Linked DNA regions of Mus musculus: regions 1 and 3 are each linked to region 2. A link is a loop called in an ENCODE intact Hi-C map of the cell type or tissue named here. Cell type or tissue: heart. All regions are shown on one strand. Links, peaks and the distances in the headings refer to the core of each region. The heading gives the core; the rest is flanking DNA.

Region 1 (10,002 bases), core at 1,174-9,173, 51 kb before region 2:
TGCCCAAGCCCAGCCCTGGGGACAGGGACGTGCTGCCATGGCTTATGCAATGGCTTTTGAGGACATTTGATTGACGCATAGCAATGGTGTATGCCTGTAGCATACAGTGTGGTTATTCCCTACAGGGACACCCAAATTCCAAGCTTGGTGACCAAATCCATGAGCGTGGTGTACTCGGCTCCTCAGATGGTCGATCCTTGTCTTTGTGGGAGAGCTTAGGAGTTCTATGCTAGTTAGCTATGCCCTGCATAATTAGTCAGTGTTAACAGCCCTGGAACTGAGTTTTCCTGTCTGGTGGGTTTTACATTTGTTTTTCTTTTCCAGTGCTGGAATGGAACCCGGGCCTGGAGCATGCTAGGCAGGTCTTCTGCTACTGAGCTCCACCCCAGCTCCTAACTGTATTTTCCTAACATGTTATCCAGCCTCTCTCTGACTGCTTTCCTTCCAGCAGCCTTCCATGCCGGTCTGGTACCCACTTCCAGGTGGATTTTTTAAATATTCATTTATTAATAGTATTATATGTGTGTGCGTGCACACACACATGCCATTGGACACCCTGTATTTGAGATTACAGATGTGAGTGCTGGGCACTGATGACGTCCTCTGCAAGAGCAAGCAGTACCCTGAGTCACCGAGCCATCTCTCCAGCCCCCAGACAGTCTTATAAACAATAGGAAGGGTGAGGGGTGGAGCAAGTGAAGGCTTAGGTGTGCTCTCAGCCCACCTCATTCTGATTCCGCAAGTCTGGGTGACAGAGGACAAGCTCTTAGATGGACGTGTGGTCCAGGAGGGCCTCTTCTTCCTCCTCAGGCTGTTTGCACAGGAGAAATGATGTGACCAGGTAGGGATGTGTCCCAGATGTTGAGAGCACTGTCTGTTCTTGCAGAGGACCCAGTTCTGCTCCCAGCACCCACATGGTGGTTCACGCCTCAGTTCTAGGCGATCCAACTCACTCTTCTCACCTCCATGCTCATCAAGCACACACCGCACACACAGGGTGCACACACATACGTGTAGGACACTCAGACACATAAAATAAAAACATACCTTTTTTTGTGTGGGTGTAGTAACACATGCCTTTAATTCCAGCACTCGGGAGGCAGAAGCAGGCAGTTCAAGGCCAGCCTGGTGTGTAGAGTGAGTTCCAGGATAGCCTCAGCATACATACATACATACATACATACATACATACATACATACATAGTGAGACCTTATCTCGAAAACCAAACTTAACAACAACAACAAAAAACCCATCTTAAAAAACAAAACAAACAAAACAAAAAGCTAAATATCCACAAGTTTTCTCCTCCTTCATCCCTAGGAACAGTCCTTCTTTCCTTCCTTTTTTATTTCTTTTTCATTCAGTTGTTTTCCTGTATTTGCATACATGCATCACATAGGCACCCAAGGAAGCCAGAAGAGGGAGGCGGATCTCCTAGAAGTGCAGCTACAGATGGGTTATGGGCTGCCACATGTCCTCTGGAGGAGCAGCACGTCTTAATCCCTGAGCCATGTCTCCAGCCTGCCTCTTACCTTCCTCGGATCCTCCTCATCGACTCCTTAGCCTTGGAGGGGGAGAGATAACCAACGTTTGTGCTGTTCGGTTGCTTTGCTTTTTATTTTATTTATTCCCAGCGTTTGTATGTGCACATGGAGGTCAGAGAAAGCCTTGTGAAATCATTTCTCTCCTTCACCTGTTTGTGGAGATGAACTGGGGATCTCTTACATCCTGGGCTAGCCTCAGACTCACTCCTCCCAAGTGTTTATTCAGCGTTAGGGATCACAGCAGGGACCGGTGCCTGCGGGCAGCTCTCCAACTGAGCGCTTTCTCCCAGCCAGGCTTTTCTCTTTAACAGGAAGCCTCCCCCTCCCCCATCCTCACTTGCAGATCCTGTAGACTTCTTGGAGTCAATGCTTTAGCTCACGACTCTCTTCTTCAAACCTGTCCCCCCAAATGGCCTCAACTCCAAAAATGCATTTTTTCTAGTAGACTCAGCCCTTGACCCAGCAGGACCACACCTGACCCCTCGCGCACCCCGAAGCTGCCCTCTTAGCACCTCACCTGCAGTCAATTGCTCCTCAAGCAAATTTTCACAGGTGCTGTGCTGCCCCCACCCATCCCAAAGCACCCCAAGGGAACCTCTTACCCCAGGGACAACTTGCTGTCTGCACAGGGGGTCTGGGCTTCCACCTTCCTGACTGGCCCTCTTCCAAGTCACTTCTAGGACACCCTGCCCAAATCTTCCAGTCCCTCCTACTTGACCCCCTGGTCTTACAATCCCTGGGTAACCTTGTCCCTGTCTAAGCTGCCACCAGACCTTCAGCCTAGACCTGCAGCCTGGGCCTGTCCGCCTGCTGATGGCTCCTGTACCTGTGTCCTGCACTTGTGCACATGTCTGACAGCATCTCAGCCTCACCCCCCATCACCAAGCTCTTATTTTCTGCCTATGCACTGCCTCCTCCTTACCTCCTAGCCGCCCAGGTCACAGACATTCCCTTGTCCCTGCCGCCTTTGTCTCCCAGTCCTTCCCAGTTCTCCAGGTGCCTGACTCTGCTTTCCTCAACATGAGCCCAATGCAGGCTCTACTCAGCACTTGTCATGCCCAGCCTCACTGACCTGGCAATGACGTTAGGCAGGTTAGATTGCGTGACTGCCTGGAGTGAGTCTCCCTGATGTGACTCTCACCCCAGTCTCCTACTTCTACCTTGCCATCTGCTGTGGCTCACACTGGTGGCTTTTTAAACATTCAGATTTCTTTAGGTGTATTTATTTTGTTATTTTATGTGAATGTATGTCTTGCGTGTATTTATGTACCCCATGTGCGCACCTGGTGCCCTTGGAGGTTAGGAGAAGACATCGGATCCTCTAGGACTGGAGTTACGAATGGTTGTGAGCCAGCATTGGTGTCTTTAAAAAAAATGAGTATGTGTGTGTACAGGTGTGTGGGCAGGCACATGCATGTGTATGTGAAATCAGAGGCTGGCTTCAGGTGTCATTTCTCAGGAGCCACTCACATTGTTCTTTTGAGACAGGGACTGCCACTGGGACATGGGCTCCAACTAGGCTAAGCCTGTCTCTGCCTTCCCCAGCCCTGGAATGAGACGTGTCCACCACCATGCCTGGCTTCCAGCCCCCAACATGTATGTGTGGGGTGTGTATACGCATGCCTAGCCAGCTAGCCATCTTGCCAAGGGCTAGAAGTACAGGCAGGCTGCCATGCCCACCTCACACTCACAGGGGTGCAGGAATCTGAATTCCTGCCTGCACACACGTGTGAGGTAGCTGTTTTCCTCACTGAATCGCTCCCCAGCTCCCATCGGTTTGATCTCAGCTCACCGCCCCCCTGACCCCGCCCCCCCCCCAAGCTTCAGCCCTTCACTTCAGCTGGGCAGATGCTCGAATCACTGGTGTGTACCACAATGCCTGGCAAATTTGGTGGCTTTTATGCGAAGGGGCAGAGGGAGTGCTCTCTCTCCCTTTGTCCCTGTCTTTTTGCCCAAGGCTCTACCAAGTGGAGTCTTTGGACCTTGAACCTCCACAGCCATGAGCCAGAATAGACCCCATTGGATTATAATTCCCCCAGTCACCCTCTTGCCTTTCCTCACCCACCCTCTGAGACTGCTTTTGTCGCAGCTGTGCTCCCTGGCTCTACACAGAGCCTCACTTGGTCCTCAATGCCCTTCTCCCTGCTTCAGGTCATTGATCAGATTCCCTCCCAGGGGCCTCACAGATCCTGGCCTGTACCTGGCATCCCTTGCCTAACCTTGCTTGAGCCATTTCTCCTTGGTTACGTAACATAGTGTCTGTTTCGTGAATTGTTCATGATTTCTATTGTTCCCTGGTCGCTAAATTGTGAGTTCTATTGAGGCAAGGATTTTTTTCAACATCCCCAGGGGCCTGGCATCAGTGGGTGCCTAGCAAATACTAACCCGGTATCAGTGGTGTCCGTGACTGTGAGGAACCAGGCACTTCCCTGACTCCTGTATCCCCCAGAGTCCTGGTTCTTGTCATGGTGTTGGTGACCAGTGGTTGTTGTTGGGCAGGCTTGAGACACGACCATTTCTCATGTTGCTCACTGCAGTGTCTTCAGTCTTCAGTCTAGCACCCAACACATGGAACAACCCCTGGGTTCCTGTAGAGCATAGAACTGTCCTTGAACTCATTATATGGCAGCCATGGTTGCCACTGAGTTCCTGATCCTCCTACCTCCATCTCCCAAGAGATGACAGGCCTGGCTCACAGCTCTCTAAGGCTTCAACTGTTAACCCATGGTCCAAGGTTTCTGTCTGAGCAGGATGTTCAGGTGAGGCTGGCCAGCTCTGAACCTCTTTCTGTGGCTTTTCCTTCGTGTACATTTTGAATCGATCCTCAAAGCTGGGACACCCTGCTCCAACCTCTAGCGAGAATTCCTTTAGCTGTGGCACAGCGCCAGCTTCCAGGATCCATGTCTGCTCACTTCCTGTATCGAACGGGCTCTTCACACCAACAAGCTGGGACCTGGGTCTGGCCTGGGCTCATGTAAGGGAAGGAACCGAGACCATCTGAAGGCTGGAGACATGCAAGAGGTGGGGTTGAAAGGTACCATCGCCCCAGGCAGGGTTTTACACCCTCTGAGAGGGAAAAAAAGAAATTCTGTCCGTGATTGCATCCCTGCTGGCTCAGGAGGGAATGGCTTCATCTTGCCATGGTCTTTCCAGGGCTCTGGTTCCTGGCATGGGTCATTCCTCCCCTACCCGATCTATTTTCATGCCTTTCCCTGAGAACTCTTCCTCCTAATGTTGTCTAAGCCAGTTGTGAACCAGGGATCCTACTGCCTCCCCACCCACTTCCCTGTTTAGCTGGGCTGGCTCCCTGGCCTCTGCTACTAAGACTGGCTCACAGAAGTTGCCACTGGCCCTCAGGGCCTTCTGAGAGCAAGACATATTTCTGCTCCCCTCCCCCTGAGGCTCATTCTTTGGAAGAAGCAAGCGCCAATGGACTAAGAGGTCCAAGTTTTCCTGAGCTGTTAAGGAGACAGAGTTGGGCAGAAAGTCAGGAGAGGTCTCAATTACGATGACATTTTGGGAGGAGGGGAGAGCAGGCCATCCTTTTCCTGGAGTCCTTCCCCAGCTGCAGGCTTCCAGGCATGGAGCCCCACCAACAGGCTCTGCTCCCTCTGGCCACTTCAAGCAAGCCCCACAACAGAGAAGGTTTGAACTGCAAGTACTCCTGGGCACCGGGGACAGAGGCCAGGTCTTTGGGGAAAGCGGCTTGCCAGGCTGGTCTCCAGAAGCTCTGGCCCTTCTGCCTGGCCTCAGATCATTCCCAGCCTTGCCTGGAGCCCCGGGTGTAGAGGCTGCTCTCCCTCCCAGGCCAGACCCCTTCCAGGTTGATACCCCATTCCTCTCTCAATCTGAAGTCACTTCCCTCAAGGCCAGGCAAAAGTGTTCCCACCGAAACCCATGCCAGCCAGCACATCAGGATGCTCCTGGAGAGGTCTGGGATCGCGTCTGTCCTCTTGGCCGCCAGGTCCCCAGCGCCCAACACATCTAAGTGGAATGAATGAATTGCGCCGGGCAGGGATTTGGCCTCGTTCACGTCCGATTTTCCGGGCCCTCCCTGCCCACGCCGCTGCGGAGAGGGGGGAATGGATCGGCGGAGGGGGCGGTGCGGCGACCTCCCAGCGTCCCCGGAGAGCCAACAGGAGAGGGGGTGCCTCAACGCGGAGCTCGCGCCTGTCGGAGCTGGGCGGGAGGTGGCGCCGGGCGATGAGTGGCGGCTCCGAGTCCACCCCTGGCGCGCCGGTGCGGGCGGGAGGCGGGGAGCGTAGGGGCGGCGGCGGCGCAGCAGTAGCGAGCATGTGCTACGCAGCCCAGTAACCAGGGACGACCGCGGCAACCGAGCCCCGGCGGCTGCGGCTCTCAGCCCCGCGCAACTCCTCGCCGTGGCCGCTTGCACCGCCAAGGCCTGGCCCTCGCCGGGTCCCCGAGGCCCCTTGAACCGTCAGCCGCGGTCGCGCAGCACGCCGGAGCCCCGCGCACGGGACGCGCGGGCACGGCCAGACAAAGGCGCGGCCCCGGCCCGGCCCAGCCCGGCCTGCCGGCCTCCGCGCACCCCGGCCCGACCCAACCGCTCCCGCTGGGCGCCCCGAGCGGGTCCGGCCCGGGGAGCGGGGGCCGCGGCCGCCGAGCATGGGGAAATCCAACAGCAAGTTGAAGCCTGAAGTTGTGGAGGAGCTGACCAGAAAAACCTACTGTGAGTGAGCCCCGATCCCAGATCCCCGATTCCCCATCGAGCCGCGACCTTCCCTCCGCCCTTCCCGGCCGCGCCCCTGCCCCGCACCTGGCCCATTGTTCTATCCGCGCCCCCGCCCCCGGCCATGGCTGGGTGTCGCCTGTCAGCGTGCTCCAGGGACCACTCTGGGTCCTCAGGGCATCCGCAGCCCACCCGCTGCTCCCCTCCTGTCCGAAGGACCCGGGCTGTGCCGGGGCGGGGGGCAGTGGTCCCAGGAGGGGGCGCCCGGGCGTTGTGTGGCTCTCCTGCTTGGAGCAGGGTGGGTGGGTGATTCATGCTTAATGATGCTGCTGCGGCTCCTGCCTCTTGCGAGGTTGGCCTGTCGCCCCCTCCCTGGCAAGTGTGACTGTGTTGGGAGGAAGAGGGCTGGCGAGACTGGTAGAACGCTCAGGTAGTGACGGTAGAGGGCCAAGGGTCCTGGGCGCCCTCTTAGATGTCGCACGGTTGGGCTGTATTCTCCATCCCCCCTTCCCTTCTCCTGTCTCTACCGCACCAGGAAATGGGTTTACATGGCCCGAGCTGACGAGCGAAGGAAGGTCTGTCCCACTCCACGGTCCACTAGATCAGTCCCAGGCGTGGCTCTCCACTTGCCCAACTTCACAGATCTGCCTCTGCATCTTTAGTGCCTCCACACCAGGTGTCCCCCCTCCTCGCAGCCTCTCCAGGGGTGGCCCTGGAAGTGGGTCCTGGGAAGCTTTGGCTGAGCGCTCTGCATCACCCGGAAAGACAGGCAGTTAACTGACAGCTCGGTGTAGATGGAGGCTCTGGTGCAGTGCATGGTCTCTGCTCTCACCCCCACCCCCACCCCCGGTATCGGTCTTCTGAGCACGTTTGCAGGTCTTGGTCAACCTAGTGCCTTAGCCCCATGCTCCTCACTCTCCCAGACTTAGAACAAAGGGGGCTTTACTGCCTGGGCTCTCCTGGCCCCTGTCCTGAGGAGTTGGACACCTTGGAGGTCACATCCAGGAGAACTATCCTTCCCAGCCCAGGCTGCCTACTCTCTCTTTCCAGATTGGGTGGGTAGCTTTTTCTAGCTTGTTGCTGTTTGTGAGGTTAACTGGACCCTCGAAGGTGTGGCTCACAGCCATTAGCAGGTAGGCTATTGGTGGGACACCCTCCCTCCCTGAACGGGCCAGGACCCCAGGGTGTGGGGAGGGTAGAGGGCTCCATGGACTTCTCCAGGAACCATGGCATGTGGTGTACCATGCTGTCTCCATGATGGTGAGGCTGGGGGCCACCAATGAGCCCTGTGAAGTCAGGGTCCTGCTTACTGAGTGTGTCATGCACCATCGGCTGTGTCCTTAGCACAGCTGTACATCAACAGCTTGTCCTGTTCTGGGCACTCCAGCTGCTCATAGAGAGGAAGGCAAGGCTGGGAGATGTGAGCTGGCATCCCTGGCTTATGCCAAGAGCCCTCTGTGCCTCTCTTTCCTACCCTGGCCCAGTGCTGGATTTGAAAGACCTTTCGTTCAGCCCCATCTCTGAAGGGCTGGCCATTAACTTGGGAAGAATGGGGCCAGCAGAACTCTTGTCAGGCACTGGCCTGGTGAAGTTCCGCTGAGCTATTTTTAAAGGGCTTTTGTGATGTGGAGCAGTTTTGTTCAGGGATTGAGGCAGTCTGGGCACTTCCCCCTCATCCAAGGCCTCACTTAGGGCTGGGGGACTCACTTGCTTCTCTCTTATCTCCCTGTGAACACCAGCTCCCTCCAGGCAAGTCTATGTGGTTGGTCCACAGCTGCGCTCTCTCTCTCTCTTTCTCTCTCTCTCTCCCCTCTCTTCCAGGGAAATACTGAGTAGGGAGTTAAGGGACGCATCATCCAGGAAGGATTCCCAAATGTCACCATCTCCTATCCCTGCTGCTTGGCTTGCTCTTCTCTTAGGTCTGGGCTGAGCTCTGGAGTTGAGTTCTTGACAGTGTGAATTATGAGGCCGGAGAGATGCTTTGTGCAAGCATGAGGACCCGAGTCAGGTCCCCAGCACACACCTATGTAAGCTGGATACTGTGGTTCATGCTTATAACTCCAGCACGGGGAAGGCAGACATAGAGGGATTCTGGGAGCTCACTGGCCAGCCAGTCCAGTGAAATGGCCAGCTCTGGGTTCATTGAGAGACACCAGCCCAAAGAATAAGGCGGAGGAGCTGGAGAGATGGCTTAGCGGTTAGGAATGAGCACTGCTCTTCCTTAAAGACCAGAGTTCAATTGCCAGCCCCCACATGTGTGGCTCACAACTGCCTGTAACTCCAGCTCAATGTGAGCCACAGTCTCTGGTCTCTATGGGTTCTGTATTCACACACACAACTGCTCCAAGCTCCTTGCACATAATTAAAAATAAAACAAACCTTTAAAAGCAAAGGAAGGTGGAAAGCTGTAACATCCAGCATTGACCTCTGGCCTTCAGCTGCAATCGAAAGGGTAGAATACATCTACACACAAACCAACACACAGAACAAGAGTGAGAGTCATATATTGATTTTGGTTCTTGGTTCTGGGGAGACCCAGTTAAAGAAACATAGCCTGGCACATACTCCAGGTCCCTGACTGTCCTGTGCTGCAGGGTCCAGGTTGGGGACCCAGTGGTCCTACCTGAGTCTATGCTGGGCACCATCCCGGGTTGTGTGGAGGCAGGGGTGGGGGGAGAGGAAAGAAGGGGAGAGAGTGTGTAAGCAGGGGAGGCTGAGGGCTCCATGAGAAGGCTCCACAAGGACTTGACCACACATCTGGATTCATACCTGGCTTGAGCCTGGTCCAAGATAACCTTCTGTCAGGCTTAATGCCCTGGAACTTCCTGTGCTCTTCCTGTGCAGATGAGATTATCTACTGACACTGTGCACGCCTGCTCTTCTCTGGAACTTCCTCCATCTCTAAGGGGACCAGGTTAGCAAAGGTGAAGACCCTCTACCTCTGCCCCCCAGCCTAGGCAGGACTCACAGACGGGCATGAGCCGCAGTGGGAGTACTGAGGGGACGAGGCGGGGGTCTGCCTCACTCTCATAGAGCTGATTGGTGAGACTGTTGTATCTCTGAATAAGCTGAGGGATAAGCCTTTCCTCTTGCCTAGTTGAGCCTTGCTTTCCTTCTCTGCAAAATGGGTTTGGCCTTGGTAGTAGGAAGTGAACAGAGGTATAGTGGGGCATCTTGGTAAAAAGCCAGGGACTATTCCCAAATCATGCCACTATTGCTTGAAAGCATTATTCACACACACACACACACACACACACACACACACACACACACACACACACACATCCTTTTCCAATGCTGGGATGGAACCCAAGACTTTACACACAATAAGCCAAGTGCTCTATCAATGAGCCACCACCTCAGCCTTGAACTTCTTTATGAGCCAGCCTTCAATGTCGTTTGTGGGTGGGTTTCATCTCTGCAAATGGTGCTTCTTGCCATCCCAGTCTTTGCGCTTGACACAGTAACTCAGGGATAGAGTGATTCCTGGGCTATTTTCCCTGAGGCCCAGTAGGGCCTTGTTCTTAAATGCAGTCTACCTCCTCACTGGATCGAGTTGGAACGGTCCTTATCTGCCATTCACTGAGTACCCACTCTGCTGGGCACACAGAGAAGGAACAAGAGACACAGTTCCTGCCTCCAGCGGAAACCAGACTGGCGGCTCACAAATCCTATGTCCTGGTCTCAGTGTACGCAAGGGCAGAGGTACCTTTTCCCCCATCCCACAGATACTGCTAGCCAGAGATATTCTGTTCATGGAAGGGAGG
Region 2 (10,002 bases), core at 1,076-9,075:
ACACGCATGCACACACGCACATACACTGATACACACACACACATGCACACTGAACACTTCACTGGCATTTAGTATGTATTCATAGTGTTATGTGCCTGCCACCTCCTCCTGGTTCTAACAGATTGGCGTCTCTGAAGTCAGGCTCTGCCCAGCTTCTCCCTGCCAGCCATTCTGCTCTCTGTCTCTGGACTTATCTATTTTGAAATGTCCTTTTGAGACTGGATTCTTTTTAGTGCGCTTCCCAGGTCTATCCTATCATACTGTGGGCCATAATTTATTCCATAATGTTTGCTTGTTTGTTTGCGACAAGAGTCTTGTTGTACTCTTCTGCCAAGCCACATCTTCAGCCCTGTGTTTGTATCTTTTTGCTGTTGACAAAAAACACAGCTCTAAGCTTAAAGGGGAAAAGAAATAGTCTATTCTAAAACCAAAAAATGTGAGACAGCGCGGTCCAGGAACACAGGGTTAGGTTACCCCAGATTCTGATGAAGAGCCAGTTTCATCAAGTTTCATAAGTAACCTTATAAAACATTTGGAGCTGTAAATCAAAGCCATTTTAGGACATGTTGGTGTGTATGTCACCTGACACAGGCAGGTCAGCCTCAGACGCTATTTCCTCCCATTTTACGTCCCCACTGTCAAGGTGCAAGGACACCGATTTCCCCATGCTCTTGTTGACATTCATGTTTTCCTTCCAATGTATAATGACCGTCCTCATGGGCAGAAGACGAGCGCATCCGCATCCTGCTTCTGATGTGTCCTTAGTGACTTGCCCTGTCAGTGGTTTTAATGGCTGTAAATATTTTATCCGACCAGTTCCCTGATATTGGACACTCAGGTCGGTCCTTCACTATTAAGGAGTCTGCCATGGTGAACATCTTATTTATTTCCCAGGGATAGATATGAAGAATCTGTGGTGAATCAACACCATGCATTTTTCAGGATTTCCAGCCCTGAATGCCGACTTGCCCTCTAGCGCCCTCTAGCGCCCTCTAGCCCCCCTCTAGCGCCCTCTAGTGTCCTTTAGCTTCTCACACTTTCTTTGCTTGTGATCCATCTTTTCACTGAGAAACTTTGACATAACTTTTGGTATGCAAGTATACAAAATAAACATTAAATCAAACACATACAGCTAATAAATCATAAAGAATTGTATTTTAAAAGGCAGTTTTTGTTGTGCATATAATTTTATTGCTTTTATTTTTCTGTAATTAACCTGTGATGTTTCTGTAAGAACAGAAAAATGTATAGATGCAGTAAACAGAAAGAAAAAAAAAACGCTATAATTCATAACACACGCATCTTAAGCCTGAAGCTGTTTCAGGCAGCGTTGGTGTGTGCTGTGACGTCATGAGAAAGGCATTGGTTCATGGATAGTGTGCTCTGAATCGAGGCGGCAGTCAAGTTAGGAGATATCCCACGGATGAGAGTCACCAAAGCGCCTCAGACTCATGCCATCAGTGGTATCAAGTTAATTTTTTGGTTGTGGCACATTTATAGATCTTTCATTCGTTATCATCACTTTCCCTTTTCCAAGCCCAAATAAGTTTGTAGCCTGGAGTCGAGAAGCTGGGCCCTAACAGACACTCAGCCACCACAGCTAACAGTTAACACATCCTGTCTCCCTCTGTCTTGCAGATGTGTGGGAACCACTAGCCTCTTTCTGTGCCATGAGGCCACCGCAGCCTGACACCGCCCCTGTGCCCACCCAGCCTTCCTCATCTCCACAAAGCCAGCCGCCCTTGAGCCTCCAGGCCCTGGTTCTCTTCCCCCCTGCCCTGCATCCACCTGCCGCCTGAAGCCACTGGTTCCAATCGTCAACAACCTCCGCTTGTCCAAAACAACGACAAACCGAAACGGAAAGGCTCCAGCCCTCTGCAAAACTGAGCGCCCGGCTGTCTCCCTCGGCAGCCACCCCATTCTTCCTGCTGTCCGGCCTGTGTGCTTTCTTTTTTTATTTCAAACGGACATTGTAAAAGAAAACAAACTACCTTCTGTTCTAAAGGATACTGACCATTGGGAGAAGGCCTCTGTCTCAGAGAACTCAGTCTCTGCCTGGTCCCCTGAAGTGGTGGTGACCAGGGCCAGTGAGGCTGCTGGCAGCAAGGGTGTTAGTGGCAGTGGCTCACGTGATAACAGTATTGTGCGTTTTGTGGAGAAACTGAGGGTTTTTTTTATACTCATATATAATCGAACCTTTTATTTATTGGTTGTTAACTCTTGCTGCTACCTTGTGTGTCTGAAACTCCCAGGATGCTGGGCCTCCGTTTACATGTGCACACCCTCATCCACCTGCCTGCCTCACTTGGGAGGATGGTGGCCTGCAGCGGCCAAGAAGCCAAAAATCTTTTCCTCTTTTTTTTTTCTCAGATACTGTGCCCCATTTTTGGAGAGGGGAAGGTGGGCATTGCTAAATGGCTAATGTACTGTTCCCCCAGCTTCTGCCCTGGAGTCCCCACCCCTCGCCTCTGCTCTCCTTGGAATCCATAACACTTTTTTTCAAAAACAAACTTGAGGTTTTTTTTTTTTTTTTTTTTTTTTAATTTTGCAACTTTAAATTTGATGTTAACAGCAGAAAGAAAATGGAGAGCCTTGTTCTGAGAGTAGGAGCTAGGAGAGTGTGTCCGGCACACAGTAGAGAGCGTATGAAGTGGGTTTCCCTGCAAACTGCTGGCCTCAGCCTCCCTGATGCTAAGAGGCTGGGTAGGTGTGGCATGTGAATCCCTCTGCTCTCCTGCCCTGACTGCTTTTTGCAGTAGTCTTCTTCCCTACCAGGAGTCTGAGAAAGAAGGGGTAGGAGGATAACACCAGGCCCTGTTGGTCCTCAGGACTGGGTCCAGAGCCAGAGAGATGGCTCCATACTTGTCACCAGGAGGAGCGGGCAACCATGGCTTCTCTGGGACTTTGTAGTCTTTCCCTTCTCGATCAGCAGGGCTGGAAGGCCTGGTGGTTGGCTTTGTTGATCTTGTGTGATTCTTAGCCCAGAGCTAGGGTTCCTGTGTTTGTGACACTGTTCTATGGCTGGGTTTTCTAGTCTGGAGGGCACAGGATCGTATGAATGACAGTACAACCCTCATATAGTCTCTGGGCACAGCCTTGGTTGCCGGAGTGTGTGGTCTGCCTCAGAGGCTGACTGTGTCTGATGGCACCCCCTTTAGCCCCTCTTTAGGATTTCCCAGACTCTTGAGTCCCTTTGGGCTCATCCTCACCCTGGGGAGCTTTCCGGGGTGAGCCTCTCAGCTGCAGAGGCAGACCTAAGCTCACAGTTCTTGCTTCTAGTTTGTGTAACCTCTCTGCCCACCATTGAGAGGGGGAAATTGGTTCCCGGATTTTTCTTCTGCTCTGACTCTCCTGTAATCTCCAGCATACTTCTGGGAGACCAAAATCTTCCTTGCTAATGACCTGTGGATGAGCAGCTGTCCCCTGGAGGATTGATGTCCCCCATCAATAGGTGGCTTTGGCTGCCTGTCCATCCCTGTGGTGGGAATGCTTAGCTAGTCCATGCACACTCCCTCTTCCTGGGTAGACCCTTTGCTCATGCTGTGCCCATTGCTAGCCCACCAGATCCCACAGGGAAATTTTCTTTGAGACCTCTTTGGGTCATCTTCCTGCTTGATCCCTGACATGTCCTAGAGAGTAGATGTGGTGTCATAGGTTGAGAGGCCCTCTCTCTGGTCTCTGGAGACTCAGCTGTCCCTCTGTCAGTGGACATTTTTGGTGGCATCAAGACCCAGTGATTCCAAGCTGAGGAGAGGCTCCTCAGCTAAGGTGTTCACTTTTTTCTGTGGGTCCAGGCTTCCTCTCAGGATCTCGGCTTTTTGGTTTGTAGCCTTCAGTGTGGCTTTTGGTCTTCACAGTTTATGTCCTTGGGTCCAAGCCTCGGACTTTGAGACAGCCCTGGGCTGCCTTTTCCTGGCAGGGTGTGGGACACTGTTTTTGTTCAAGGACGCGTGCTGACTGATGTCTGTCTCTCTTTCACCAGCAGTTAGCTGAGGCACACAGCACGCCCAGAATCTGAGGCCAGGCCTCTTCTGTGCAGCCTGAGGACCTCTCCAAGTTCATTTCCACAGAGGCCCCACCCCATCTGATGCTGCTTTCTTTAGGGGTGTGGTCCAGCCAGTGAGGCCAGGCCCCTGGTACCTCGGCAGACCCTCCTTTCTAGGGCCAGGAATGCTGTGACCCCCTCTTCCCAGCATCTGCTGCCCACCTTGTGTCGACGGTGACTTGGGAGCCTATCACGACTTTTCAGTATCTAGCCAGGTTTAAAATAACAAGGCAAATGTATGCAGCATTGACATCTCTTTCTTTAAATGGTCTACAGTTTGACAGGCCATTTCCTAGGAAGCTGTGTTTCCTTTGCACTTTGGGGGACCTTGTCTCTTCTAGGAGATAGTGGGGTGTGCAGTCCCTGGGGATCCCTGGCATCTCTCCTGAGAAAGCCCCCACTGCTGGCCAAGCAGAAAGCCTCCAAGATTCTTTCCAGTGTGTTTCTGCATTTACATGATCTAAAGATGCATGGGGACGCCCCCTGGTGGTGATGAGCCGCAGTGGCACCCGGGGATGCAGTGGTCCAGCCAGAGGTGAGGCTAGAGGTGGGAAGGCCAAGGTGGGGGCTGTGATTTCCGAGGTCCTGGGCCCCCAGCCCTACATATCTGGCAGCATGCCTCCCACCCACACCTCTGCTAGGTCAGCTGGGACTGGCAAGGTAGTTGGCATAAGGGCACAGTGGGAAGCTTTGCCCTCCCAACTTTAATTTTTTAAAAAAATATCTGCAGAATAAATCCAATGGTTAATTTTTGAATGAATAAAAGGCTTTTGTTGAATAAACAGTTGGTCCCATCTTCTGTGTTGGCATTAGGTTCAGGTTTTGTCTGCTTCCTAGGGTGGGGGCCCCACCCAACACCCTTTACCTCTGCATTCCCGGACCAAGTCTCCAGATTCCTTCAGGACGTTGGAGGAGTCACGTTACTCATTGGATCTGTTTCTCCATGCCTCAGAAAGAGGTCAGCCACCTTGCAGGGGTGACAGGCCAGCGTTGTGTGGGTTGGTGCTCCTAGGGGTTCCTACAGCTCCCGACGGATTTTTAGGTGACTTAAAAACCAAATCTAGAGAAGGTGATGTTTTCACTCTGGTTGTTTGCATCCTTCCCTGCTTGTGTTCCCAGCACCCTCGGTGTCTCTTTTTGGGGTGCCGTCCTGTCTATGTCTTGGGGGACATAGGGAGGCCCTCGCCTGGTGGTGCAGGCCAAGGGTGATAGGCTTTGTCGCATGTCCGGGTCTCCTCCCTGCTCCCGATGTATGTCGTCTGTGTCTGGCCGATTAAACATGCTTCCTGGACCTCCCCACCTCCCTGTGTGAGCCTGGTGCTTTGTCTGTTTCTGTGTTTCTGTCTGCTTTAGATTTCTTTCTCCCAGGACAGTCTTGCTCTCGCTTTGGGTGTGGTCTGCTCAGGATACCCCAGAGAAAGCCCATGCAAGGTATCAACTCAGTTTGCTGGGTTAAGAGTCCAGTGGTGATGGGGTTGGAGAGAGCACTGATCTATCTTCTGTCATTCCTGAGTCAATTCCCAGCAACCACATGGTGGCTCACAACCATCTGTAATGGCATCTGACGCCCTCTTCTGGTGTGTCTGAAGACAGTGACAGTGTACTCACATATATAAATAAGTAAATTAAAAAAATAAAAGGGTGCCCTGGTGACCAGGGAGCAGCAGGTGAGCAGGTCACAGGTTCACCCTGTAGCACCCCCTCCTGCATACCCCATCTGCTGGGGTCACCTAGGGGCCACACTGCTGTATATGGGTGGATACATACATACATTCGCCTGAGGCCTGTTGGTCTGAAAGTCAGAGGTCAGAACCTTGTATCTCCTCCTCCCAACAGGGCTAGTCTCCACCCACCTCCCCTCCAGCTGTACCTTCTCCCCATAGTCTCAAACCAGTTAGGTTCTCAGCAGCTGGGGATGGGCCAGAGGAAGCTGCACTCCTCCTGACAGCCCAACAAGACACCCTATGGGATGTCACCTGGTCAAAGCTTCTCAAAGTGTGGTCCCCCAGCCGTGTCAGCGTAACCTGGCATCTTACTGGGAATGCAGTTTTCTTGGGATTTGGCTGAGACCTGCGTTTCTCAGAGACCCTTGGTGGCGGCGGCAGGGGTTGTGGTGGGCTGTCTCCAATCATATCTCCCCTGTCTTGTGCTGATGAGCAAGCTGTGGAGCAGGATTTAGTAAGAGCTTGTGACTGATGGTCTCTGTTCAAGAGAGCCTGTTACCGAGGAGGGTCTCAGTCCTCAGGAACTGTCCCTAGGTGGAAGCTGGAGGCCACTTACAGAGCCCAACCATATTGCATCCATGGAAGCGTCGAAAATCGATGGGGCTGAGAGATGCATCAGTAGTGGGATGCCTCCTCTGAACGCATGAGGACCTGAGTTCAAATCCCCAGCCCCATGTAACAGGCATAGCTGTGCAGGGTGCAAGGGAAGCCGGGCAGGCACATGGGTATGCTTGCTGTGGAGGCTGCCTGCTGGCAGATCTGGAGGGACAGCTTAGGGGCTCTGAGGGCTGAGAGCACTGGCTGGCACATCCATCCTGCCTCACATCGCCCTGGACAGGCAGGCCTTGACCTTAGTGGGTGACTTACTGTGCTGGTTTCACCTAGGAATTCTCCCTCCTCCCAGGGGAGTGAGCTCTCTATGGTAGCTCAGCTGGTTTCCTTCCCAGTGGGAGTCTTCCACCTCCCCCTTCCTCACTCCAATATACAGGGCAGAAACATCATAGTGGAGAAATTTTTATTTACACTCGTGGTGAGATTTTAGTCTACCATGGCTGGGAAGATATGGTGGTGGGAGTGCAGGCAGGTCCTCCTCAGGCTTACTCAAACCAGGGAGCAGAGAACTACCTCCAAACCAGAAGGGGATTAGTAATCTCTAAGGTCCAGGGCACGTCTGCCAGCTAAGCTGTCTACAGGCCAAAAGTTCTACAAAACTCCAAAACAGAACCACTAGGCAGGGACCAATACCAGTGTTTAATGTACTGGTTTGCAGGGGACACCTCACAGTCGAACCATAACAAAATACCCAGGGCACCACTTGGGGTGAACAGGACCGGGCAGAGAGGAGCGGGAGGTGGGGATGGTGGTATAGATTCAAAGGAGGATCCCTGCAGTGGTCACTGCCTCCCTGCCCTCCTCAGCAGCCGGTCTGCCCTCTCCCACCCTGCCTGACATCCATCCACCTTGTCCTCTTGGCTATCTTCTGGCCATAGTGGTGGGCATAGAAAGAGCATCAAAATCCTCTGAGTTTGGGAAACTGAGCTCTTGGAAAGTTGTTGCCTCCTGCACTTCCTTTCATCAGGGCGGGGTGTGGAGCAAAGGACTACATTTCCCAGCCTCCCTTGGGCAAGGGCGGCCATGTGGTTCAGTTCTAACCAATGGAGTGAGAGCAAAGAAACTTGCTTCACCCTCTTTGAGTCCGTTGGGCCAGACTCCAAAAAAACAAAAAACAAAACGAGCGTTTCTGGGATCTCGTCCCCATCCCCGTCGCCACACAAGCCCAAGACTGAGTTTGTCTAGGAAGAGAAATGCACGCGTGTCTTGACTACGCCGTCTCGGGTCTCTGTCACCAGTCTGATTTAGATCATCTCCAAAAGATTGTGTGTGCCTTTGGGTGGATTTAACGATCCGATGTCTCTTCTAAGTATTTGCATGTAAATTCTCCTTTGCCAAGACGATTAAATAAAAACAAACAGACAAACAAACAAACAACAACTGTACCTGCGTGGGACGAAGTTTCAGGTCATTGTTTTGTCTCCTCCCTTCCCCGTCTCCCTTTCTCCTCCTTCCCCAGGGTATCCTCTGCCTCCTTTAAAGTCCAGAGGATGGATGTTTCCAGGACAAAGGATCCCGTGGGGGACATCTCTGCTTTGCCGAGAGACTTAGGATCTAGTGGCTGTGGACTGGCCAGGGTATCCACTTGGAGTCTACCAGGAGGTGTCCAGGAAGGACTTTGTAGGGACCCTTCGGTCAGGGACCAGGGCTCATGGTCTGTTTCATCTTCTGTCTCAGAAATTGTGTCCTTTCCCCTGGTGAGACCCCAGGCTAGCCACTCACTTCTGCAGATCTCAGGGGTCAAACCATTCCTGAGTCCTGAAATCCACTCCCTCCCCCCGCCCCCCTGCCTCTGGAAAATCAGGAAGAGTGGGAGTGGTGGTGACTTCTGGAACAATCCTGGGATAGAGGAGGTCTTAGTGCTCTATTGCTGAGGGAAACCTTAACCACACAACTCCTATAAAAGAAAACATTTTATTGGGGCTGGCTTAGAGTTTCAGAGGCTTAGTCTATTATCTATTAGCGTGGTGGCACACAGGCAGGCATGGTGCTGTAGAGGGAGCTGAGAGCTCTGCATCTGAAATCCCAAGGCTGTATCCACAGTGACAGACTCCCTCCAACCAGGGTGGACCTCCTAATCTCTGTCACGTATCGGCACTCCTTGATAAGCAAGTGTTCAAATATATGAGCCTTTGCGGGGGGGGGGGGGGTCCTATTCAAACCACCACAAAGAGCTGGTCCTGGATTAGCCCCTGGACCCCCCAATTTTCCAACGGGAGAGGTGGAGAAGGTAGGGAGACGAGTGATCACTTCTGGGTGCTTGCACTCCTTGCACACAGCTCCTCTTCTCTGTGCTTCCCAGGAAGCCTGGTGGAATGGCTCCTCTATGTAAGTCCCCATTTTAACATTTAGCAGATGAATGAGTGGTCATTCTGATACTCACAGCTGACCCTAGATCCTTTCTGTACCCGGATTCTCCGCTTTAGCTCATTTAATACTTGCAGGAACACCCTCTAGAGGCTGTGACTGGTATTACACTCACATTTTATAGACAAAGCTGCCTTTGCTCTTAAGAGGGTCGACAGCCATTGCAAGGGGCTTCCAGGCTCCAGACAAGCTGTCTTTGCCTTTGGTCTCTGCAGGTGTCCTGGACCTGAGCAGTAAGGAGTGAGGACTGTGGGGAGATCCTATGTCTGGTGGGAGATCAGAGGTGGGTGGGTGTGGTGTGGGGGTCCTGGGCAGAAGTAGATGTGTCTGGGAGTGAGGCCCCCGAAGTACAGGAATGGTGATGGTAAGCTTGGGCAGGCATGGTCCAAAGGTCCCTTCTGGACACACCTGAGCTGCTGACAGGTTGGACCTGGAATTTGCTTTTTGCAGTCCACCTGACAGAAGGAAGCAGGGCCCTTGTGCTGGTATGTGGTGGCCACTGGTGCGGTCACCTTCTGAGCTCACAGCAGCTGTTTGTCCCTCCCCATCCATGGTTTTGCTGCCATTGCTCCTGTATGTGGTGACTACAGTCACCGTCCTCAACGGATCCCAGAGAGGTTTAGTGACTCGCTTGGGGTCACACAGCTAATGGACACTAGAGCTGGGATATGTGGCTAAGCTTGCTGGCCACTAATCCTGACTGTCTCTGTGATTCATCACCTTTGGCGTGACGTCCTCTCCCTGGGGTCGCCTGGAGCTGGCACTTGTCAGAATTTGGGATTTTCCACCAGACTGTGGGGCTGAGTTGACGCTTAAGGAGACACTGCTGTTCTCGTGCAAAGGCAAAGCTGATGTGTGACTCCTGGAACCGCTCACGCCTGGTGGCACCATGCCACTGATGAAGAGATGAAGACCACATAAAAGATTATGTGTCGATTTATTTATTTGGGAGGGGGTGTCCTGTAGCACTCACAGAGAGGTCAGAGGACAGCTGGGAGGAGTTTGGCTCTCTCCCTCTGCCGATGTGGGCCTGGGGTTGTTAGAACTCTGACTGGCAAGGCCATCTTGTCAGCCCTACTTGGCCCTTTTTGCATGATATGTATGTGTGTTTCTGTGTGGGCATGTGGGAGCCTGAGGTTGATGACTGCTGTCTTCCTCAGTCACCCATCACCTTATTCTTTGAGGCAGGGTCTCTCAGTTGAACCGGTAGCCCACTGATATGGCTAGTCCAACAGCTTACTCTGAAGATTCCGT
Region 3 (10,002 bases), core at 1,209-9,208, 100 kb before region 2:
TCATACTTTGGGTCTCATGCCTGTAGGTCCTGGCGAATGTGGCCTACATCATCATAGAGTCCACTGAGGAGGGCACAACTGAGTATGGCCTATGGAAGGACTCTCTGTTCCTGGTTGACTTGCTTTGCTGTGGCGCCATCCTCTTCCCAGTGGTGTGGTAAGCAACCTTAGGGCAGTGTGTGCAGAGTCACAGGGTAGCTCTTTGCATAAGACTGCCCTGTGGACCCCAGGCTGCCCCAGATAACTAGCTCAGAGTGGGATTCTGGGACTCCTGTAGAGCTGGTCTGGACCACAGGCTGCAGGGTCCAGTGGTCATGTTAAATATCAGCCACAGTTTGACAAGGGCTGAGTAGGAGAGTAATTCTTCTTGCCAGGTTAGATGGAAAATGAGAACATATGCTCACATAAACTAATGGTAGTCCTCAGGCCACCCAGGTTTTGGGCTCTAGAGAATAGCTTGCTCTGATCCAGAAATGGCAGCTTTGATTGTACATTAAAGGTGTCATTGCTGTGCTCTTGTGAAATCATGGCAGAGAACTGCCGATTGCTGCTTTAGTGCAGTCATGCAGGCAGAACAGGCTGGTGATGGTGCATCTCCCGCTCATCCTTGGTGTCTGGCCACTGCTTCTGACAGAGCTGTTCACACCGAGTTAATGTTGAGGAGTGAGGCGCGGTCTTTGGTAACGCTCGTGCCAGTAAGTCAGTGCTTTCTAGGATCCTAAGGTTGTCTGGTATGTTGTCCAGCCACTCTGATTTTTTCATGGTTCTAGGTAGAGTCACCCTCCCCATTGCTGCCAGAGTAGAAGCGAGCTAGGAGGCCTGGGCTGTGGCCCGGTGGCAGAGTAACTTGCCTCCTCGTCCTTGAAGGTGTGCATTCCTTCCCAGCATAACATAAACCTGTCAGAGTGGTGCATGGATGCAGCACGGAGGAAGTCGAGGCAAAAGGACCATGAGTTCAAGATCATCCTCTGCCACATAACATCCTCTGAGACCAGTCTGGGCTATGTGAGATCCTGTCTCAAAAAAGAAATTGGGTGTTGCCTTTGACTCCCCCTGAGACACAAGGACGGGTTAGGTTGCAGTACCATAACAATTGCTGGCACATAACTGGGACTGCCTGCCCATTGCAGACAGCCCTAAAAAAAGAAAGGAAATGGGGTTAAGACCATTACCATGCAGTCTCACAGCTGCACTGCTGTCTTGCCCGCAGCAGGCAGCTCAAGCATCTACCCAAAATAGTCAGTGCTATTGCTGGGTAGTGACGACATTGCTGGGAGCAGGAGTTAAGTCCTGCCCCTAATGTCTGCAATTGTTGAAACACTGAAGTACAAGGATCCCAACTGACTATTGTCTCACTTTTCTACTGCTATGATAAGATACCATGACCAAAGCAATGTCTAGAAGAGAGAGTTTATTTGAGGATTATGGTTTCAGAGAGTTAGAGGCTGGGAGCATGGCAGCAAGCAAGCAGGCATGGCACATGAGTAGCTGAGACCTCATATCTTGACTGTAAATAGAAAGCAGAGAATGCTAACTCAACCTTAAAGCCTGTGTGATGGTTTGAATATAGTTGGCCCAGAGTGGCACTATTAGGAGGTATGACCTTGTTGGAGGAAGTGTGTCACTTTGTGGGTGGACTTAAGACCTCTTCCTAGCTGCCTGGAAGCCATTCTTCTCCTGACTGGCTTTAGATCAAGATGTAAAACTCTCAGCTCCTTTTCCAGCACCATGTCTGCCTGGACGCTGCCATGATTCCTGCCTTGATGACAATGGACTAAATCTCTGAACCTGTAAACCAGCCCCAATTAAATGTCCTTTATAAGAGTTGCCTTGGTCATGGTGTCTCTTCACAGCAATGAAACCCAAAACTAAGACAACCTACCTCCAGTGACATGCCCACTTCTAGAAGGTCACACCTCCTAATCCTTCCCAAACAGTCCCACCAGCTGGAGACACAGCACTCAAGTATATGAGCTTATGGGGGGCATTCTCATTCAACCACCGTAAGCATAGAGCTACTAGTGGTCATTTCTTGTCACCTGATCCAGCTCTGAGCAGGTGCCTAATGACAAGATTCCTTGTGCACATTCTGAAAATTGCTGTAAGAGATGAGGTTTTAATAAATATAGAAGAAACCGTATCAGTGGGCCACTGAGATGGAGTTTTATCCCTGGGACCCACATGGGAAAAGGAGAAAACCAATACCAGCAGGTTGTCCTCCGCCATGCACACATGTGCGTGTGCACACACGTACACATTGAGTTCAATACAAGTAAATAGCACTATTAAATTTTTGAAATACTTGATCCAGCCAGCCTTGGTTCAGCACTGTCATAAATCACCTTTATGCTGGTAGCATTGATGTGCTCATTTCTCATGAAGCTGGGTATTTTACTGAGGCTTTAGAAGTGGTTTATCTATAGATAAGAGGGTCAGCCTTAGAACAGGAGCCCTGCCTGCGAATCCCTGGCTCGATTCCCTTGCACGTCCTTGTCTGTCTGCTCAATGCAGGCTTTCCCCTGTGGCTGTGAGCTGTACCTGCAGCTCCAAGTCTTTCTGATTTTATGTCTTGTTCTTTGAGCAGGGATTCACTGGGGAGCTCTGTCCAGCCTGATGCTCACCATAGCTCAGGGTGGTCTTGAACTCTCAGCAGGCCTCCTGTGTCAGCCTCCTGAATGCTGGGATTGCAGGCCTGCACCACAGTGCCTGTCTCCAAGGCACCTTTAATAATGTTACTGTCCCCTGTCTAGACCATAATGGTGGTGATTAGTTATTAGAGACTGGCCTCTTCCAGGTCTGTGAATCTTACCAAGTGCAATGAGCTCGTGTCAAGCCCCAGACCGTCACAGCTGCTAGGAATCAGCAGTCACTTTCTCTGGGGTCCTTTCCCTGCCTAGCAGTGCTGCTAGTCTTCAGAGGGACAGGGGAGTCTGCGGAGTGAGAGCAGAATTGTTTCTCTCGCCCCTCCTGCTGGCCCTGATTCTGCCAGCAGAGGTCCTCTCCCCCCAACCTGAGCACCAGGCCAAGGGTGGACTGACACTGGTCTCTTGTTTTAAGGAGGGGGCTGTCTAGTCATCTGGTCCAGATACTTTGGTTTATAATGGGGCTTGGGTCCCAAGCTTCTAGAGCCATAAATAGAAGCGAATGCAGGCTCGCCCACTAACCTTTGTCTCCGCGTGGTTATTTTTAGGTCAATCAGGCATTTACAAGAAGCCTCCGCCACAGATGGAAAAGGCAAGTGTCTGCTGCTCCCCGTGCTCCTTGGGCTGCACTGACATTCACCCTGACCACCGGGACAGGATCGGGGACAGGAGAGGCAGGGCTGGGACACACTCTGGGGGGCAGCAGGTGCTGTGTTACAGGGAGGCCTGGGGCAACAGCCATGGGTCACTTCTGCTGGCCATTTTCATTGTGATCTTTACTTATTTTCTTAATTACTAAAAAATTTTGTTCTGTTTTTCTTTTCTTTTTTTTTTTTTTTTTTTTGGGTTTTTGGTTTTTTGAGACAGGGTTTCTCTGTGTAGCCCTGGCTGTCCTGGAGCTCACTCTGTAGACCAGGCTGGCCTCACACTCAGAAATCAGCCTGCCTCTGCCTCCCGAGTGCTGGGATTAAAGGCGTGTGCCACCACGCCTGGCTTGTTTTGTTTTTCAAGACAGGGTTTCTCTGTCCTAGAACCCACTCTGTAGATCAGGCTGGCCTGAAACTCAGAGGTCCATCTGCCTGCTCAGATTAAAGATCTTCACCTTTCAAAACCAAATCCAATAGGAAGTCTTGTCTCAGGAGAGACTGTTGGAGTCTGGGAAAGGTCGGAGAGCAGTGGGCTGTGGGAACACTGGGTCTGGGGGTGGAGGTGGCAGCGTGTGGCTTCCTTCTGGCTGCTGCAACACAGTGCATGCCTGTGTTTCTCCAAAGTGAGAGACTCAGGCCAATAAAGCTCTGTGTTGCCTGGTGTCCAGCCCTGAGCTCTGATGTCTGCAGGCGAGCTTGCCTTTGCACCTGATGCCCAGCAGAGAATGACCCATGTGTTTCTGCTCTACACCAGTCTGCGGACTGGCCCACAGGGTGGGGAACAGCTCTTGGAACACATGAAATTGCTCCCCTAGCTGCACCCCAGAACTTCATCACTGAGCAGTTGTTGTTAGAAAAGTATGGATTCATTTTAGACAAAACACGCTAGCTATATATCATTTTCTAGGCTTGATAACGTAGATCACTTTGTTTTATTTTGGGGGTTGTTTAGTGGGTTTGGTGTTGAGATGAAGTACAACGTGGACATTACCACTGAGCTGCCCGTCCTCCCGGCTGTGTCCACAGGACTCCCGGCTTTGAGGGTTCAGTTCTCTTCAAGACCTGACTGTGCTCACTGGGTATTTATGTTCTGTTCAGCTTGGGCCTAGAATAGCCCATACACTGTCCAGGCTTCTGCAGCACTGGGCAGCCCTGTATAGGAGGCGCTCACTGCCCGTCGAGGCCTCCACACGTGCTCAGGGCCAGCTTTGGTTCTCTCTAGTGCTGAGATTCAGACTTCCTGTCATTCCTTCTTCTTTCTTCCCAAGGGCTTTGGCACCCCCTCCCCCCACCACCACCCCGCATCACACCCTCAGCAGCTGGAGCACAGGCAGTTTGTTTGGGCATCAGGCCTGTAACCTTGCCACCCTCTGCAGTGGGCAGAAGAGAGCCTTAGGAATCACCTGGTCTGGGAGAAAGCCTGCCTGGCTATGTTCAGGAGTGTTTTGAGCCCATTGTTGTTGTATGTACATTATATTAAAAGGTGGCATTGCTTTTATAACTTAATGCATAGGGGCTTTTTACAGGGTTTTATTATTATTATTATTTGATTTTTTGAGACAGGGTTTCTCTGTGTGGCCCTGGCTGTCCTGGAACTCACTCTGTAGACCAGGCTGGCCTTGAACTCAGAAATCCGACTGCCTCTGCCTCCCAAGTGCTGGGATTAAAGGTGTGCGCCACCACTGCCCGTCCTCAGTGTATTAAGATGAGATTTTATTTATTCATTCATTCATTCGTTCCTTCATTCCTTCATTTCATGTGCGCATTGTTCTGCCTGCATATAGTCTATATTCCATATGAGTAATTCACAGACAGCTGTGGTACTGTCCTGGGAATTGAACCCAGGTCCTCTGGGGGAGCAGCCAGTGCTCAGAACCGCTAAGCCACCTCTCCAGCCCTTTTTGTGTTTTTGGTTTTGTGTTTTGGTTTTGTTCTTTGAGACCAGTCTCACTGACTACCCTGGAACTCACAGAGATCCTCCTGTCTCATGCTACCTTTCTCCTTGCACGTTTTGGTGTTTCTAAATTAATATCCTAGAGGTAGTGCTCCCCAAGTGGAAAGTTCTGCCTGATTGTCTCCTAGGCTGTGTGGTCCCCTGGTGATGGGATGGCCTTTGGCCCTTTTTTACCATCTTTCGCTACTTGTCATTCTAGCTTCTGCCCATTTTGCTGTCCCTGCTTTGTCCTCCATCTTGTCCTGGGTGTGACTGGAGATTGGTCTGTGATGATTCATCCACAGTGCTCTTGGTTGAGGATGGCAAGAAAGAACTTAGCCTTGGGTAGACAGCACGGCAGGTCCTGCAATGAAGACAGTCTGCAGAAAAGTTATCTTTTTCTCAACCTTCCTAACGCTGCCACTCCTTAATACAGTTTGTCATGTTGTGGTGACCCCAACCATAAAGTGATTTTTTTGCTACTTTATAACTAATTTTGTTACTGTAATGAATGGTAATGTAAACAATTGTGTTTTCAGATGGTCTTAGGTGACCCCTGTGTGTTAAACCCTCAATGGGGTCAGGACCTCCAGCTTGAGAACTGTGGGTGTATAGATCAGGGTCACACGAGGCTGTTCTTCTGCCTTCCACTGGGTGGCAGTATGTGACTTCTCTATTTGTAAAAATGATCTTGCATCCCAGCCTAGGAGTTACACCCTCACAGAACCCCTTGTCCAGAAGAAAGGCGAGTGACAGAATGGGGGACTCTTCTCTACAGGGTGTTTTTGAACTGACCCATAAGTGTGGACTTTACTCTGTTCTTCGAAAAACAACTTCCAGAGTCAAAGAAGCCATGTTCCCATGGAGGAAGTTCCCCAGAGAAGCATGGGTATCAGCATACTGGGCTAGCAGGCCAGGGTCAGTGTCACCACAGTGTGGCCTTGCCTGTGGGGCAGGCGCTGGCTGCTGGTTCCTAGTATGTGGTGGGTCCTCCGGCCCCTTGGCCACTCTCTGTGGGTCTTGCCTGTCTTAGGACAGCCAGCCTCAGTCTGTTGAGGGTGTGGAGGCCCCAGGGTCAGCTGGAGCCTGGTGCTCCACTTCGTCTTCTATTGCCTTGTTCCCTGGCCTTCACCATGACTCCGGCTTGTGTAGGCGCAGTGAGGCTGAGGAAGCGGGAAGATGCTGTTGAGCTGTTGAGCGTGGCTTTTGGAGAATGTTGGTTGGGCTCGTGTGTACCCCTGCTCTCTCGAGTCCCTTTGGCTGAACTTGAAGAAGCCCAGAGGGAAGCGATAAGGAGCAGCTGCCTGAGTCTGCCCTTTTCATTCCCACCACATTGCCGAAGCATCTCTCTGTCCATAGCTTTGAGGCGCCTGGGTGAGTCTCATAAGAGAGTGTGCAGTGGCTCTCTGTGCTCCAGCCAAGATCTACTGGCTGCTTGGCCCTGGAACCTGCAGGATTCTTCCTTGCTCCAACTCTCTGTCTTACAGCACTGGCTTGGGGACATGCTGATAACTTGATTGACGGGCCCTACCTCTAGTCATCCTTTCTTGCCTTCTGTTCCTGAGGGAAAGGCAGGAGAAGTATTCTAAAGAGCCTTCCATTTTACATCCACTTCAGAAAGATGTGGTGATGGGAGAGCTGCAGGCTGGTGGAGGCATGGCCTCATTCTGAGCGACCTCTCCATAGAACACGGTTCCAATACCGTCTTGGGGCTCTTTAGGTCACAGTGGCTTCATAGACCATTTTTAGTACAGTCTTAGTTATTGATCTATTGCTTTGAAGAAACACCATGCCACAACAACTCTTATAAAGGACAGTGTTTAATTGGGGGCTTGCTTACAGTTTGATCATGGCAAGGGACATGGTGGCAGGCATGGCAGCAGGGTGCTGGAGAGCTACATCCTGATCTAAAGAGAGAGAGAGAGAGAGAGAGAGAGGGAGAGGGAGAGGAGGGAGAAAGAGTGAGAGTGAGAGAGTGAGTGAGAGCCTGGAGAGAGAGAGAGAGAGAGAGAGGGAGAGAGAGAGAGAGAGAGAGAGAGGAGGAGGAGGAGGAGGAGGGAGAGAGAGTGAGAGTGAGTGAGAGTCTAGACCCTAGGGGGCCATTCTTACTCAAACCACCACAAGCAGCTCTTTTCTCAGAGTGCCTCACGGGTGCAGACGTGTTACAATGGTGTCTGTGCAGGGTCAGAGCTGCCCCACCACAGCAACTACCAAGTTCTTTTATTTATTACATTTTACTTTGTTTTGTGCACGAGTCTTTTGACTGTGTATATGTATATATACCAGATGCGTGTCTGGTACCCTGAGGCTAGATAAGGGCACCAGATCCCCTGGGGCTCGGAGTTACAGGCTGAGTCGCCACATGGGTGCTGAGAATCCAACCCAGCCCCTCTCAAAGAGCAGTGAGTGCTCTTACCCTCAGAGTCGTCTCGAGCCAGGCCACCAAGTTGTTCCCTGGTGCCTGCTTGTCGGGTGAGCCAGGTTTGTGTTCTCTGAGTGCCTGTGTCGATCCAGCAAGTGTTTGTGTCATCAAGTCTCAGCCCCAGGGTGGCAAGTAGAAAGTCCATTTGGTCTTGCGGTGTATGGGTCATAAGCCTTGTGTCTCAAGAAAGGACAGCTGCTGGATCAGCGCTCATTGCCAGGACACAAGCTGTACTTTGAGTATAAAGTATAGGAAAGCGCACGGTGGCGACGTGAGCAAGAGCTTCTTAAACCCCTTACGGGCACGCAGAGGGGACACACCAACACGGAGGGGACACACCAACACGAAGGGGACACACCAACACGGAGGGGACACACCAACTCAGAGGGGACACACCAACGTGGAGCTGTTTAAGAAATGCTTCAGCAGCTGAGAGGGCAGTGCTGTCACTGAAACAGTGTGCTCCGCCTGATACATGGCATCACACTGTGTTCACCTGGCAGATGACATCACAAGCAGGCAGGCAGGGGCAGAGCCTCAAAAGGCAGAATCTGCACCTGTGAACGTTAACAGCAGCAAGGTGTTCCTCTCTGCAGGACACTTGTGTTTGTTTCCGGTGTCACTAGCCTTGGTTACCTCCTGGGAAGGTGTTGTTTTACTTGGGTGTGTTCACAAGAAGCCTGCAGGATGCACCATAGCGGTGACTACAGTGCCGTGATTCTGTTTCATCTTGAGTCCCTGCAGGCGCGGCTTCTCAGCCCGTGTCTGGGCAGTAGGTCTGTTTGAGGGTTTAGAAGATACAGACCTGTGTGTCTATATTAAGTTGTTTGTTTGCTTTTTATTCCATTCTCTCTGCATGGTTGTGTACACCATGACATGCAGGTGGAGGCCATTAAGGTCCCCTCCGTTATCAGCTCTGTGTACCCCAGACCGGGGTCTTCACCTGCCACTGGCTGGAGCAGCACTCTGGGAAGCAGATGGGCGGGCAAGTGGCTACATTGGCTCTCATGTCTGGGGACTCTGACTTCCTGGCTTCCTGCTTGTTCAGCGGGTGCTTTACCCACTGAGCCTTGGGTATTTGTCGTTTTTGAGTGAGGATTTTGCCCTAGCCCAGACCAGATCTCACTCTGTAGCCCAGGCTGGTCCAGAACTCATGATGATCCTCTACCTCAGCCTCACAAGTGCTGGGCCCAACTGCAGGTGTGAGTTCCATGTCTGGCTGTGTGAAGCTTTCTGTGTGACTTGTGGGGCTCGAGCCCACTAAGCCTGCTTGTCAGGGAGATCCTGTCCTCCTGTGCTGTGATGTGAATAGGAGCGCACTAACGTAACGTAGTGTGAGACTCCTTGCCTTGCTCTTTCCTCAGGAGACTTAGAGAAGCATCTGCTCCCCTGAAGTGCAGGGGTCCTAGGATCACCAAAGGAGCAGTTGAGCCCAGTGTGGTGAGCCAGCCAGCCAGCCTCCTGGAGCTGCACAAAGGGCCTGCGTGGGCGGCTTGCAGCCAGGCAGAAGTCCACCTTCGTTCACTCCTTACTTAGGGGCAGTTGAGCTGTCAGGGAGAGAAGAGGCCTTGTGCCCTCCACATGAGAGTCACACCGGCCATCACTGCTCTGTGTTACAGCGATGGTTGTATTTGGCCCAGAGGAAACGGTGCCCCTCCCAGGACTGAGTCCCAGAACAGTCCCTGCCAGCTTTATGTGGCCCATAGCCCGTGACGTCTCACTCTCACTGAGCGCTGCACCTCCACTGGGCCGCACCTCATAGCATCTCTGCTCTGCTTTTCTGCTGCTGTGCTGCAGTAAACTTGAACTGTACTTGAGCATGCAGTTCCGTGGTGGTCTGCACTTGGTCCCCACGGTTGTCAGCTGTCAGCACCATCCATTGCCAGCTCTCTAAGTTCCCAAGCTGAAACTGTGCCTTCCCCTGCTCTTCTCACCCTAGCTGCTGATGGAATGCCCCCTCCCCTTCCACACACCTTCTGCCCTTATGAATTTGGCTGCTGTTAGTGGTATCTGCACTTTTTTTGTGTCCAGCTTGTTCCACACAGCAAAGTGTCCTGAAGTCAGCCCATGTTGTAGCCAGGCCTGAATTTCCTGGCTTTCTAATGCTGAATGATATTGCATGCTATGTATGTGGAGTTTTGTCACCATCCATGTGTCAAGGGTCTCTTGAGTATGATGAACAGTGTTGCTGTGACCTTGGGTGCACATACATACACATTCAGAGACAGATAAGCCGCACAGGGAAGCCTGGGACAAAAGCCATGGGCCACTTCTGCTGGCCGTTGTGATTGTGATCTTCATATACGCTGTTCAGATCTACTGTGTCATATCTGCTCCAAAGTGGCATTTCTGAGCCTC

Evidence for each region. A loop is a pair of places that touch in the nucleus more often than their neighbours do. Peaks named below come from ENCODE experiments on the same cell type or tissue, not always from the same donor. Only the 100,000 strongest peaks of a DNase experiment are listed, where the experiment ranks them.
Region 1: it touches region 2 in a loop (2.0-fold over the local background); 14 of 42 quality-filtered maps call a loop at or near these places.
Region 3: a loop joins it to region 2, with 5 times the contacts of the local background. A loop is called at or near these places in 26 of 42 quality-filtered maps.

What each region holds. Positions count from the first base shown.
Region 1 is chr2:31,240,008-31,250,009 of GRCm38, forward strand. It overlaps Ncs1 (neuronal calcium sensor 1), which reads left to right and starts at 5,916. Exons shown (of 8, transcript NM_019681.3): 1 at 5,916-6,235. The coding sequence starts at 6,172. In heart, for the core only: CTCF peaks have their summits at 5,720 (motif pointing right) and 6,477 (motif pointing right); a DNase peak (open chromatin) is centred at 5,804; H3K4me3 peaks cover 3,660 bases; H3K27ac peaks cover 3,891 bases; H3K27me3 peaks cover 2,300 bases.
Region 2 is chr2:31,290,646-31,300,647 of GRCm38, forward strand. It overlaps Ncs1 (neuronal calcium sensor 1), which reads left to right. Exons shown (of 8, transcript NM_019681.3): 8 at 1,639-4,827. Among named protein-coding and RNA genes, the nearest start is that of Hmcn2, 19 kb to the right of the region's middle. In heart, for the core only: CTCF peaks have their summits at 4,539 (motif pointing left) and 8,841 (motif pointing left); DNase peaks (open chromatin) are centred at 4,038, 4,566, 6,001 and 7,406; H3K4me3 peaks cover 1,745 bases; H3K27ac peaks cover 1,421 bases.
Region 3 is chr2:31,188,657-31,198,658 of GRCm38, forward strand. It overlaps Gpr107 (G protein-coupled receptor 107), which reads left to right. Exons shown (of 18, transcript NM_178760.4): 13 at 27-157; 14 at 3,191-3,234. Gm22516 (a small nucleolar RNA gene) reads left to right here and starts at 1,035; the gene lies at 1,035-1,157. In heart, for the core only: CTCF peaks have their summits at 2,981 and 5,863 (motif pointing right); DNase peaks (open chromatin) are centred at 3,235 and 5,905; H3K4me3 peaks cover 629 bases; H3K27ac peaks cover 4,061 bases.